Linked DNA regions of Homo sapiens: regions 2, 3 and 4 are each linked to region 1. A link is a contact called in ENCODE Hi-C or POLR2A ChIA-PET data. All regions are on one chromosome and are shown on one strand. The core of a region is the stretch at or near the end of the contact, and the rest is flanking DNA. Distances in the headings are between cores, read along the strand shown.

The links. A loop is a pair of places that touch in the nucleus more often than their neighbours do. ChIA-PET counts read pairs that join two places held with the same protein, here RNA polymerase II (POLR2A). Pooled maps may share reads with other maps.
Region 2: a loop to region 1 is called in a map of heart left ventricle, with 4 times the contacts of the local background. The contact joins the promoter of MIR365BHG here to the enhancer-like site in region 1. A Hi-C loop is called at or near these places in 27 of 168 maps with a recorded cell type or tissue (CD14-positive monocyte, Caco-2, Right ventricle myocardium inferior and 12 more) and 16 of 50 pooled maps. POLR2A ChIA-PET finds 5 or more read pairs at or near these places in 6 of 52 experiments (AG04449, BJ, IMR-90 and 3 more).
Region 3: a loop to region 1 is called in a pooled map of left cardiac atrium, with 1.8 times the contacts of the local background. The contact joins two enhancer-like sites. A Hi-C loop is called at or near these places in 2 of 168 maps with a recorded cell type or tissue (IMR-90 and posterior cingulate gyrus) and 3 of 50 pooled maps. POLR2A ChIA-PET finds 5 or more read pairs at or near these places in 3 of 52 experiments (CD8-positive, alpha-beta memory T cell, K562 and WTC11).
Region 4: a map of cardiac septum shows a loop between it and region 1 (8-fold over the local background). The contact joins two enhancer-like sites. A Hi-C loop is called at or near these places in 9 of 168 maps with a recorded cell type or tissue (CD14-positive monocyte, aorta, ascending aorta and 4 more) and 10 of 50 pooled maps. POLR2A ChIA-PET finds 5 or more read pairs at or near these places in 4 of 52 experiments (AG04449, AG04450, OCI-LY7 and 1 more).

What each region holds. Positions count from the first base shown.
Region 1 is chr17:31,695,139-31,698,240 of GRCh38, reverse strand. No RefSeq gene overlaps it. Among named protein-coding and RNA genes, the nearest start is that of MIR365B, 120 kb to the right of the region's middle. RefSeq lists an enhancer at 1,862-2,362. Within about 2 kb of position 1,825, at least 15 of the 41 ENCODE cell types and tissues checked have a DNase peak (open chromatin) inside an H3K27ac peak, as active enhancers do; they include ascending aorta, heart left ventricle, heart right ventricle and 1 more, where a contact is called at or near this core.
Region 2 is chr17:31,569,495-31,572,596 of GRCh38, reverse strand. MIR365BHG (MIR365B and MIR4725 host gene) reads right to left here and starts at 1,455. Exons shown (of 3, transcript NR_186556.1): 1 at 1,236-1,455; 2 at 423-512.
Region 3 is chr17:31,803,972-31,807,073 of GRCh38, reverse strand. No RefSeq gene overlaps it. Among named protein-coding and RNA genes, the nearest start is that of COPRS, 54 kb to the left of the region's middle. Within about 2 kb of position 1,458, at least 5 of the 41 ENCODE cell types and tissues checked have a DNase peak (open chromatin) inside an H3K27ac peak, as active enhancers do.
Region 4 is chr17:31,595,288-31,598,389 of GRCh38, reverse strand. No RefSeq gene overlaps it. Among named protein-coding and RNA genes, the nearest start is that of MIR365B, 21 kb to the right of the region's middle. RefSeq lists enhancers at 1-728, 1,601-1,740, 924-1,788, 1,789-2,655. Within about 2 kb of position 1,694, at least 27 of the 41 ENCODE cell types and tissues checked have a DNase peak (open chromatin) inside an H3K27ac peak, as active enhancers do; they include ascending aorta, heart left ventricle and heart right ventricle, where a contact is called at or near this core.

The DNA.
Region 1 (3,102 bases), core at 576-3,075:
TTTTTTGTATTTTCAGTAGAGATGGGGTTTCACTATATTGGCCAGGCTGGTCTCAAACTCCTGACCTCATGATCCACCCGCCTCAGCCTCCCAAAGTGCTGGCATGACAGGCGTGAGCCACCACGCCCGGCCATCCTTCTTACAGAGAACAGAATGCTCTGGTGCATTTCAGAATGGCTACTTTTCACCTCCTCCTGCTGGGAACACTGGATTTTTCTCTGATCATCACTGTGAGAAGCTGTTAGAGCTCCTGTAGATAAGACTCACACAAGAGTGAGGGCTCGCCTGCAACTGGGCTCCCTCGGGGTTTTACTCTCAGACTCGTCCACGCTGAGACTCCAGCAATTACCAGTTACGGTTCAGGTTTTCCTGCCCCAATACTGGTTCCCACAGTGGTTTCTGCTCAGGTTTTCTGTCCTGCTAAGTTGTGATTTTCTGTGTACTCCTGTCTGTCTCTCCAGTTTTGGGGTAGGATGCGATGTGTAGCTATAGAATAAACGAAGCAAGGTTAAAAATGAAGCATAGCAAAAAAGGCTGGAGGTGGAATCATGGGTGATTTTTCTTTCTCTGGGGAGGCACTTTTGCTCTGCTCACTGCATTTTCTACGTTTCCTTTAGTGAGAATGTATCTTTCTTGTAATGGCAAACAAACCATATTAAAATAATATTTTAAAGGCTGTTCCATTTTGTGCTGCTGGGAGATGGGAGACCTGGTTGACCCTCACGTCCATGCCCGGACCCACCAGGGACATCGATGGGTTGGAAGGTGTCAGGGGAATGTGTCGGTGATGAGATGAGAGCACCACAGCTGCCCGTGCTGGCAGCAGCTGCTCAAACAGAGGCTATTCTGCTTAAAAAAATAAAGATAGGGCCATCCTTATGGCCTGGTATGGTCCTAGGGAAAAAGAATTAGTTGCCTTCTAAGGGAATCTGGAGGGCAGAAGCAGCACTGCTGGGGGACGCCTCAAGCTTGCAGGGACCCAACTTTTGGCTTAATAGAAGAAAGACTGGCCAACCTTGCAAACTGTCCAAGATTAGAGGCAGCATAGCCTTAAGAGACAGTGAGCCCCTCGTCACTGGGAGAGTATAACCGAGGTTGCTGACCACTGTTAGGGACACTGCAGTGGACCTTTCCTGCAGTGCTTCGAGACTGTGGTAGAGGAGCTCAAAGCTGCCCTTTCATTTGTTAAGGGAGAAGGAATGAATTGAAAGAAGAGGAATTAATACCATCATGGCCAAGAGAGGGGCCTCTCAAGTCAGACAGCTGGCTTTAAGCGCTGGATCTGCTACTTACTAGCCGTGCAATTTTAGGCAAGTTGCTGGACCTATGTGTGACTCAGTTTTCTCATCTGCAAAATGGGTGAAATAAGAGGGTGGCTGTGATCAATAAATGAGATAGCACACGAAGGGCTTGCTGCGGGGCCCTGTACACAATAGCTCTGTAAATGAGGTTGGCAATGGGGGCGTCATTTTCCAAGACACCAGAGATTTCAGGCCTCCTGCCACTTGCCAAGCTCCCAAGTCACTCATTTCCTCATCTGTCGGCCTTGTCACATTTGGAATTTTAGCATCTGTTGGTCAAAAGTCATATTCTGTATTTGGCTGAACTAATTTTATCCCAGATTATTTCTAACAGAGTCAACATTCTTCCCCCTCCTGCCTCTGAATCTTCTCAAAGGTAGACATTCTCCAGGCAGGCTGCTCTCTTAGCTTGGTTTCCTTGGCCTCCCTCCCTGTGTCGGTGCCCAGAATGTAATAACAAATCCCGTCTCCCAGCCAGGAGCTGGGTGCCCAGGAATTCCGGCCCTGCTCGGCCAGCTCTGTTTGCCAGCGCATCTGTTTCTAATCAGTGCAGCAGGACGCATTCTTTCTGCCGAGTGTGCAGGCCCGGAGCCTGGGGACTGTGCTAATTGATTGCTAAATGGATCTTGTCATTTCCAAAAGAGGCCTCTAGGCCTGCCCTTTGCTCTGCCTCTGCTCTCCACGGGCTGAAGAGCTTAAGAATTAACTCATCCACTGCCTTTGTCGGGAGGCGAGGACTGTCCCGAACTTCAGTGCTGGGAATGCACCAGGAGCCTTGGACAAAAAGCCTCTGCTCTTCGTAAAGAGATTCACGGCTGAAAAAGCCCTGCCATGGACATGACCCCATTTCATTCTCCTGGTGGCTTATAGGGGTAGGCCTGACCCCACTGGACAGATGAAGAAATCAAGGCTCAGGGGTGTGAGTTGAGTGGCCCGGGTCACGCAGAGCTGCTAGCAAGGATGAGACTGTCTTGAGCCTGACTCATGCTGGGTCCAGGTTCTGTCCCCAGACCTCAGCCCATTGGCAGTGTCTGGCCGGGGCTTGCTATTGAGGTTGCAGAGAAAGTGGACAGCACAAGGTCTGTTGACGGGGCTGTCTGGGTCGGCAGGACACCCACAGGTGTCTTGGTGTCTGGCTGCCCTGTCCTGATAAGAGCACCAGAATGGGGAAGATATTGCTCATGTTCAGGGGTGTAGCGCTGCACCTCAAGCTTCCTTTCCTAGCAGTGCAGCCCCTCCCATCCCAGCATCCTTGCACCAAGGCCTCTGGGCTTCCCTGGCACTTACAGAAGTATTGAGTCACCATCTGTTTTCTCGTCTGTCTCCCCAGCTTGAAGCCAGGGATTGTTGTCTTTCTGCCTCTAAATCTCTGCCTTGAACAGGGTCTGCTCATAGTAGGTGGTCAACACATAAATGCAGAATGAATGAATGAATGACTCGTCCTGGACTGTCTTCTGTGATTTCCTTCTCCTTGGTCTCTTGGCAGGATTGGTCAGAGAACAAGATTTCAGTTTACTCTCAGCAGAACCCTGTAGCACTCAGATGCCTCAGTTCCTGACAAAATCTCTCAGCTTCAGTTTTCACATATGTCAAATGGGATGATTCCGTGTGTCCACCATGGGCTGGTTGGAGGACCAGTTGAGATAATGGAAATTTGAACATTATGCTCATGTGAATGCTGTGTGTATATGTGTGTGTGTGTGTGTGTGTGTGTGTTGTTGGTTTGGTTGTTTTTTGTTTGTTTGTTTGTTTGTTTGTTTTGAGAGGGAGTCTCCCTCTGTTGCCCAGGCTGGAGTGTAGT
Region 2 (3,102 bases), core at 206-2,705, 130 kb after region 1:
CACCGTGCTGGGTATGTGACAGTGACCCACCTGGGCTTGGCTTTGACAGCAGAGCTAACCTATCACCAAACACACCAGCCACCCAGTCCAGTTCCATGCGCCTTCCCTGAGTGCTCACTCTGCATGGCCCTGGGCTGGGCACACGCTGACGACTGAGGTGCATCATGTGCCAGGTGGCAATGGGACCGGTCAGGGTGATGTCCCACCAAGACCAAAGGGATGAAGTCACGACCCAGCTCTTGCATATTGTAACTGTGGTTGATGCAGACCCACCACCCTTTATTCAAAATTCTCAACTCAAACAAAACTCTGGATAATGAAAGTTGTTTTTGTCACTGAGTGGGAAAATCTGACCCAAACTGACTAGAAACTATTATTTCGAGTCTATATTTATCCTGGGGAGTGTGAATATTCATACTCACCTGAGTGAGTGCCCCCTTCTGTGGGCTGATGGGCCACCAGGGCTTACCAGCGAGCTGTAGAGTAAGGAGGCTCCACTCTGAACAGAGTCCCTAAAGTGCCAGCAACCCACAAAACCATGAGAGAAGAAAAAGAAAGGCCAACTAAATATCAGCCCTTGTTTGGAATTGGCTTTAAGGAAAAAAAAAAACAAAACCATCCACCAGCCCTATCCTGGCTAGGAAAGAAGGTGACCAGGCAGAGGGCAAAAGTCTCAAATGTCTTGGGAGAGAAACCGCCTACAGAGAGAAGGTGCTGAGCACATACAGGGACCCGCTGCCTCTCTGGGATGCTGGGGCCTGCTGCAGGGGCTGGCTGAGAGGATCTGGCCCTGCAGCCTGGAAAGGCCAGGCCTTCTTTGAGTCAGAGGCCAAACATCCTTGGTGCAGCTTGACGGGGTTGGAGGTTGGGGAGGACAGGGGTGATTCCAGCACACAGACTAGAAGAGTGGGCTCTGAGGGTCCCGCCCTCCTTCTGTCCACCCCAGCCAGTCTTCCCCAGGCCAGACCACTACAGAGGTGCAAGTCAGAGGGCTCAACTGGATTTAAACTTCTGATGCAGTGAAAAGAGGTCTTGGCCTCGCAGGCTGGCCCCGCCCTTGCTGGACATTCCGAGGCTGGGAATGAACAAGCCAGGAGACCTGAAACTCATCCATCAGAGCCGCTGGGTTTACGATAATCAACCTCTCTCTGCCAGAAATTCTTTTGCTAAGAACACATCAGCTCTGAAAACACTCATTCTCAACCCCTCACTCCCCGTACACCTCACAAACCCACCTGGGACTGGGCTCCCACAACAGCAGCCCTGCCTGGCCCCAGGCTGCCAGCCAACATATCTTGGGGCTTGGCTCTGCCCCCAAAATTCATCAGTGGGTGGAGGCCCAAGTGAGTAGCCGTCAGCAAGGCTGGACCTGGGCCCAACTGCAGTTGTCCACACAAAAACACACTCCTGCTACCGAGGCCAGGTCGGTGAGGGCAGCGCCTGCTTTCCATCTATGTTTCCAGACCATCTGGAGGAGCCAAGCAAGGGGTGGGTACTGACACTAGAGGCACAACTTTTATCTCTTTAAGGCAACTCCACTTGGCCAGGGGTGGGGAACAAGACAAGCAGACCAGGCAGGCAGATGGCAGGGCTAAAGTCTGTGGAAGAAAACAGTATGTTTAAGGATGCATTTATCGTTTTGACAAGGCATCAGCAAACTCTGGCCAAAGGGCCATCCCAGCCCACCATCTGTTTTCATAAAGTTTTGTTTTTTGGGTTTTTTTTTTTTTTTTGAGACAGAGTCTCACTCTGTCACCCAGGCTGGAGTGCGGCGGCACAAACTCAGCTCACTGCAACCTCCACCTCCTGGGTTCAAGTGATTCTCCTGCCTCAGCCTCCCAAATAGCTGAGATTACAGGCACCCGCCATCATGTCCAGCTACTTTTTGTATTTTTAATAAAGACAGGGTTTCACCATGTTGGCCAGGCTGGTCTCAAACTCTGGACCTTCAGTGATCTGCCCATCTCGGCCTCCCAAAGTGCTGGAATTACAGGTGTGAGCCACCGCACCTGGCCCTCATAAAGTTTTATTAGAACATAGATGTACTCATTCATTGATGTATTCACAATGACAGCAGAACAGAATCTGCTTCTGAACAATCTTTGCTTGGCACCTGGTGAGGGAAGGCCTCTGAGGGTCATGGGGCAGCCAAGTCACCTGCCCTGGTGGCGGTACAGCTGTTTGGGCATCTCACCCACTGGTCAGCTGGACTCTCAATCTGCCTTCAGGCTCCTCCTATGGCTGAAGTGGAAACGGGCCCTGGCAGAGCAGGGACTCTGAGCACACGGCTGCTGTAGTCTTAAGTGGACGCTACTCCAGGGCAGGGTCTCTTACTCCAAACCTTCAGGCCATGTGTTCCAGAACTTTTCAAGTTTTAGAAAGGGAATGTGGTGCCTATGCCACATATTATGTAACACCCCAGCAAGGCAGCACCCATAATCAAACATTAATATCTCTGCAGGGAAACCCATGAGTATTCACACTCCCCAGGATAAATATGGACTCCAATAGTCTGTCAGTTTGGGTCAGGTCTTCCCATTCAATTAGCGGCAAAAACAACGTTCAGTATCCAGTTTTCTTGCGTATCCAGAATTTTGGACAAAGGATGGTGGGCCTGCATCAACCACAGTTACAAAATGCAAAAGCTGGGTCCTGACTTCATCCCCTGGGTCTTGACAGGACATCCCCCCGATCCCCCTGACAGACGGTCTTCATTGCCACCTGGCACAGAGAAAGCACATACAAGGCTCACAGTAAATAGGTTCTGAATTAATCCTGATCACCAGATTTTTTTTTCTGCCAAAGAACAGCTACTAATATGACTGATGAAAATGTAGAAAAAATAGCATTTAAAGCCAACCCCTGTCTGCCTGCTTCATTACCAGGAACAAAGAAAAGCCAATATAAATGAATAATTCTTCCAACTCCATTTACTCAGAACAAGGAAAAGAAACTGTTTTCTGGTCACTGTTGCTGCCTCATGGGCAGGCACATTAGGTTTTTGGGGGAGCAGGTGAGTGGGTGGAGTCAAAACTTTAAAAACCCATTATTTTTCTCCCCTGTGTACTTCCTTAGAGCCTCCCTGTGGCCAAAGTTCCACTT
Region 3 (3,102 bases), core at 209-2,708, 110 kb before region 1:
GGTATGAGTCAAGCACGTTACATGTATTGTACACTTTTTTTTTTTTTTTTGAGATGGAGTCTTGCTCTGTCACCCAGGTCACCCAGGCTAGAGTGCAGTGGCACGATCTCGGCTCACTGCAACCTCTGCCTCCTGGGTTCAAGCAATTCTCCTGCCTTAGCCTCCAGAGTAGCTGGGATTACAGGCACCCACCACCGCACCCGGCTAATTTTTGTATTTTTCAGTAGAGACGGGGTTTCACCGTCTTGGACAGGCTTGTCTCGAATTCCTAACCTCGTGATCCACCTGCCTCAGTTTCCCAAAGTACTGGGATTACAGGCGTGAGCCACTGTGCCCAGCCAATTGTGCACTTGTTTTCTTGCAACTGGATGGTCCCATCTGGAGGTGATGGGAGACAGTGACAGATCATCAGGCATTAGATTCTCATAAGAAGCGAGCAACCTAGATCCGGCACACGTGCAGTTTACAGTAGGGTTCACACTCCTATGAGAATCTAATGCCACCACTGATCTGACAGGAGGCAAAGCTCAAACAGTAATGCGACCCATGGGGAGCAGCTGGGAATACAGATGAAGCTTCGCTGGCTTGCTTGCCTGACGCTTACTGCCTGCTGTGCACCCGGTATGATGGCAGGGGTGGGGTGGGGACCCCTGCAATAGACTGTTTCTAGGTAGCAGTGGTAGTTGTGCATCTCACCTCCCATGGTCAGGAAGGCCACTCTGGTTGTAGTCAAGTGTGTATTCACTGGAGTCTTTTCCTTTCCATGTAGCCCTAGTTATTTTTTGTTTTGTTTTTGATTTCTTTTTGATACAAGGTCTCACTCTGCCGCCTAGGCTGGAGTGTGGTGGCGCGATTATAGCTCACTACAGTTGCCGCTTCCTGGGCTCAAGTGATCCTCCCACCTCAGCATCCTGAGTAGCTGAGACTACAGGCACACATCACCACACCTGGCTAATTTTGCTTATTTTTTGTAGACATGAGGTCTCACTATATTGCCCAGGCTGGTCTTGAACTCCTGGCCTCAAGTGCTACCCACTTCCCCCGCAACCACCCCTTTCCACCTTGGCCTCCCAAAGTGTTGGGATTACAGGTGTGAGCTACCACACCTGGCTTCCTGGTTCTGACAATAAAGGACCTATCTTAGGCTGCGGGAAGCATTTTCACCCTGAGAGCAGCCTGATGTTTGAGGTTGTGGCTGTGACTTCTGCAGGTGCCTGCTGAGAGGCAGGGCTCCCCGCTCCTCCTTCTGTCAGTTCCCTGGGGCTTGTATCTACAGCCACAGAGACCACAGCCCTGGCCATTCTCCTGGAAGGCCCATTTACTTCCCTGATACAAAAGTCCCCACACTCCCTCCTCCCTTCCATGCCCCAGTTGGCCCAAGAGCTTATCTCAGCTTAGGTTGGGGCTGCTTCACTTGGCTGCCCATTCACTAATGCCCTGGCTGCATGCCTGACCACTTAAGTCAGACCAGGAGCTAACAAGGTGCAGCCCGGCCAGGCGAGGTGGCTCACGCCTGTAATCCCAGCATTTTGGGAGGCCAAGGTGGGCGGATCACGAGGTCAGGAGATCGAGAGCATCCTGGCTAACAAGGTGAAACCCCGTCTCTACTAAAAATACAAAAAATTAGCCGGGCGTGGTGGCAGGCGTCTGTAGTCCCAGCTACTCCGGAGGCTGAGGCAGGAGAATGGCGTGAACTCAGGAGGCGGAGCTTGCAGTGAGCCAAGATCACGCCACTGCACTCTAGCGTGGGCGACAGAGTGAGACTCGGACTCAAAAACAAACAAACAAAACAAGGTGCAGCCCAGGCTGAGAATCGCTGGCTTAGCCAAACCTGTTCCCCTGACGGAAGGAGAAATGAAAGCAGCTCACGCTATAAACATGGCATCAGGCCCATTTCATTGGCGACACCACTGCCCTGAGGACAGGGGGTTCCCGCTCATCTTGTTCCAATCTGCAGTGCCTGCCATAGTTACTTCCATGGAGTAGAGGCACACAGTCTTGTTCTCAGTAAAATAATATTGATTTTTTAATTAAATTAAATTAATTATTTTTGAGATGGAGTTTTGCTCTTGTTGCCCAGGCTGGAGTACAATGGTGAGATCTGGGCTCACCGCAACCTCTACCTCTTGGGTTCAGGTGATTCTCCTGCCTCAGCCTCCCAAGTAGCTGGGATTATGGGCATGCACCACCACAGCCGGCTAATTTTGTATTTTTAGTAGAGACAGGGTTTCACCATGTTGGTCAGGCTGGTCTCGAACTTCCAACCTCAGGTGATCCGCCCAACCTCGGCCTCCCAAGGTGTTGGGATTACAGGCGTGAGCTACCGCATCCAGACTATATTGATTTTTAAAATACAGGTCCACTGTATTTAGTCCTCCTCACACTCCCACCCAAACCTTCAGATGAGCCAAAGGCTTGGAATTTGGGGTTGAAAAAAATAGGATCAAGATCTGTCTTTGATAGCAAATGGCAATGTTCCTTCACTCATATGAGGCTGAGATTTTCCATCTGAAAATGGGAATAGAACTGTTGCTGATTGATTCTCCTTTAGTGGGGGCCTGGAAATGTGCGAAGACTTGACATTCATCAAATCCAATTCTCTCCACAGCCGTGGAATGACTATTTACTTTATTTGCACGTGTTTTTTTCTCATTATAACATCATACTCTAAGGTGGGAGGCCTGTTGCCAGGGCTACCAGATGTAGGGCATTATGCCATTTTAGTTTTTAGTTTTAGCATTTTAGTCCTATGCCTATTTGGTTAAATTTCTCTGTGTTTCAGGCTATTCTAGGCTTCTCACTTTGTGGTCACAAAAAATAAATATGTTGAACTTTCTCTCTTATTTTCTCTGTTTCTTTAGTTTTCTATAGTTTCTTCTGGATCTTTACCTTGAATTTGCTAACTTCACACTCTATTTCTGTTGACTTATTCCGAGAGCCTCCCCTCCCCAAGTATAACAAATGAATTGCTGCTTCTGAGCAATACCGGCACCCAACACCTACCTCCAGGTTGCAGTGAGGAGTAACACATAATGGGTGGAAGCACCAGGCACACTAAATACTCACACAAATGAGCTGTGATTACGTAAACAACAGTCCTCC
Region 4 (3,102 bases), core at 445-2,944, 100 kb after region 1:
AGGCTTCCTGTAGGAGGAGGTGAAGGGGATGAGCCAAGGACTGCAGAAGAGGCCAGAAGGGGCCCTCTGGAGCTCCAGGCAGGGAGACCTCATCTTGTATCAACCCCAATTGCCTCCCCCACCTCCTTCTTCCCTCCCATTCTGCCTGGCTTTGGAACAATGGCCTGGGCCTTTCAGTAAAGGCTCACCAGGTGCTCCCAGCTTCCTCAGGGTCAGTGAGGATGGGCGAACACGGCCAGGTGGGGTGAGAGGGGTAACCTGCCCCTTGGTAGCAGCACACATGGTAGACCAGCCGGCAGTCACAGGAGGGCAGATCTGCAATATCCACTGTGGCCCCAGGCTGGTCTCCTCTGAACTGGCCCCAGCGGACTCAGTCGGAAAGGCCTCCTGTTCAAGAAATTGGTTCTCACCTGACATGAGGACTGAAGGCCTGGGGTTCCCCGTCAGGCAGCCTCTCGGGAAGAAGTGTCCCCCCATCCTCATTCTTTGAGTACCTGCCCCTTGTGCAGACCCAATGCAGCAGAGCATCCAGTAGGGCTGCTGCCTGCAAGAGGCCACGTCTGAGGATGGGGAGACTCTGCGGGCCCATGCGGTAGGTAGTCTACTGAGCACTTGCTTGGTGCCAAGCTCCATCCAAGCTGGGGTCTAGGGTCACAGGAGGAGCAAGACTCCCTTCCTGACCTCCAGGGACACCTTGTCCAGGGCAGGAAACAAACACAAGAATCCTTCATGCTTCATGCACACTCAACTGAGGACAGAGGTCAACCATGTAGACGGGCACTCCAACAGAGATGGCAACAGATTCACAATGGCCAAAGCCATCTCAGTTCCCCTCACAGCTCCTCTGTGATGGGAAGGTAGATCACATTTTACAACACTTATGCATAGAGGGCACATTTGTGCACACACCCAAAACCAGGCAAGTGCCTTAACCACTCTCGACCTCAGTTTTGACTTTTGCTAAATGGGCTTATGTTGTGTAGCTGTTGTGAGACTGGATGCAGGAATGGATGTGACAGGGCTCACCTCTCAGTAGGTATCCAGTGTTAGCTTCCTAAGCACAAGCAGCCGTCTTGGTGTGGGGCAAGATGGCAGGTGGGGACAGGGGTCTCTGACAGATGAAGTTGGGACCCCAATGCAGGAAGAGTGGGGTGAGTTGTCTGGGGCCAAACTTCAGGATGCCAGGCTCTGGGCACTGCCTTTACCTTACCTCTTCCCCCTGCAGGGTCAGGGAGGTCCCCATCCTGCCCTCCCTTCTAGGCTCATGACAGACCAAGCCACCCCATGTCCACCACCCTGTTGCTCAGTTGATGGGTCATGAAGCCACATGAGCTCATTGTTCCGGCCTGTCCCAGCCTTGACCATTCTGCAGTGGAAGAGCTGGTCCTAACCTGGAAATCCCCCCCAGCAGGCAGAGGGAGCAGCGCCATGCCTCCCTCATCGTAGCTCCTGACTCGCTGGCAGTGGCAGCCACTTCCTCTGGCCAGGCTGGGCCAGCAGTTGCGCTGCCTATAAATAGAAGAGTGAGATTCCTCGTGGCCCAGTGAATGGCACTGACATCCTGCCTCCGCCTGACTGAGCCCTGAGTCACAGGCCCCTGCCGGAGGCCCTGCTGCTCTGGGCAGACCAGGCCTGCACCACTGACAAGGCCTAGGAGGAAGCATTAGGGCAGTCAAGAGTCCCTGGGGAGGCTGACTGAGGCTTAAAGAAACGGGGCTGGCATTTCCTCCCGGCAAGGCTGGCCAGGGCCCTGCACTCAGGCTGGCTGGTGAAGAAGCGTGCTGGGGGGCTGCGTGCATGCAGGCACGGTGTCAAGGTGGCCGGCCCCAGGAAACACAGCAGCCTCTACACTCCCTTCCAACAGTGCAATGGAAGGGGGGCGTTTCCCAAAAGCCTCATCTGTGCTCATGGCACCCTCATTCTGCCTTTGCTCATTTAAAAGCCAAAACCAAACCCACACAAGATAGGCACACCCACAGGAGCTCAGAAAATTGGTGGGAAGGCTGGAAAAACAGGCCTGGGCAAGGGCAGGAACCAAGACAGCTCCTGAGGGCCAAAAGGCGGGAAGGGCAAGCGCATAGATTGGGGGTGGGGAGCAGGAATGCGTGGCAGGAGGCAGCCGGGAGACTCTGACTGTCCTTGTCCTTCTGCCCATGAATTAGAGGAGTGGACAATCTTACTGGCTAGGTGGGTCACATGTCCACCCTATGGCAGGGCAGGGCAGAGGGAGCCTGGTAGACTCTGTCCAGCAGAGAAGAGGCAGTTCCTCCCCAAAAGAAACTAAAGGCCTGTGAGGAAAGGGAGTTGGGTGGTCCAGGCTCAGCAGATGCCCACCATCCATGCTCTGCTCTGAGAGGGCCATCAGACACCCACCTATCCAGCAGGCTCTCCCCACCGGCCCTCATTATTCCCCACTCCCGCCCTAGCTGCCTCGCACTCTAGCTTTTGGGATGTGTTTTATTTTGTTTTCTTGTTTCTTTCTCCTCCACTGGATCCACTGGATTCCACGCTCCATGAGGACGAGGACCAGGTCAGGATGTGTTCACCTTTCCCTGTGCAACTGGCACGTATTAAATGAATGAATGAGCAGCCTGCATGTGTGGGGCACACACACTCATGAGCACACCCCTTACATGCACTCCTCACACACACTCACTCCATAGGCACACTCTCCCCTCCATGGTGTTCTCATCTAGTTTAAGAAGTGTGCATAGTGGCTCATGCCTGCAATCCCAGCACTTTGGGAGGCTGAGGCAGATGGATTGCTCGAGCCCAGAAGTTTGAGACCAGCTTGGACAACATAGTGAGACCCCCATCTCTACAAAAAATACAAAAAATTAGCCAGGTGTGGTGGTGTTCGCCTGTGGTCCCAGCTACATGAGAGGATCACTTGAACCTGGAAGGCTAAGGCTATAGCAAACTATGATTTTGCCACTGCACTCCAGCAGCCCAGGTGACAGAGGCAAACCCTGTCTCAAAAACAAAATAAAACAAAACAAACATGAGGAGCCCACTCTCTCTCTCACTGTCACCTCTAAATCTCTCCCCAAATCCCAGCTGTGCGATTGCATTCTCTGCAGTCCTGAGCCATGAGGAGTGAGA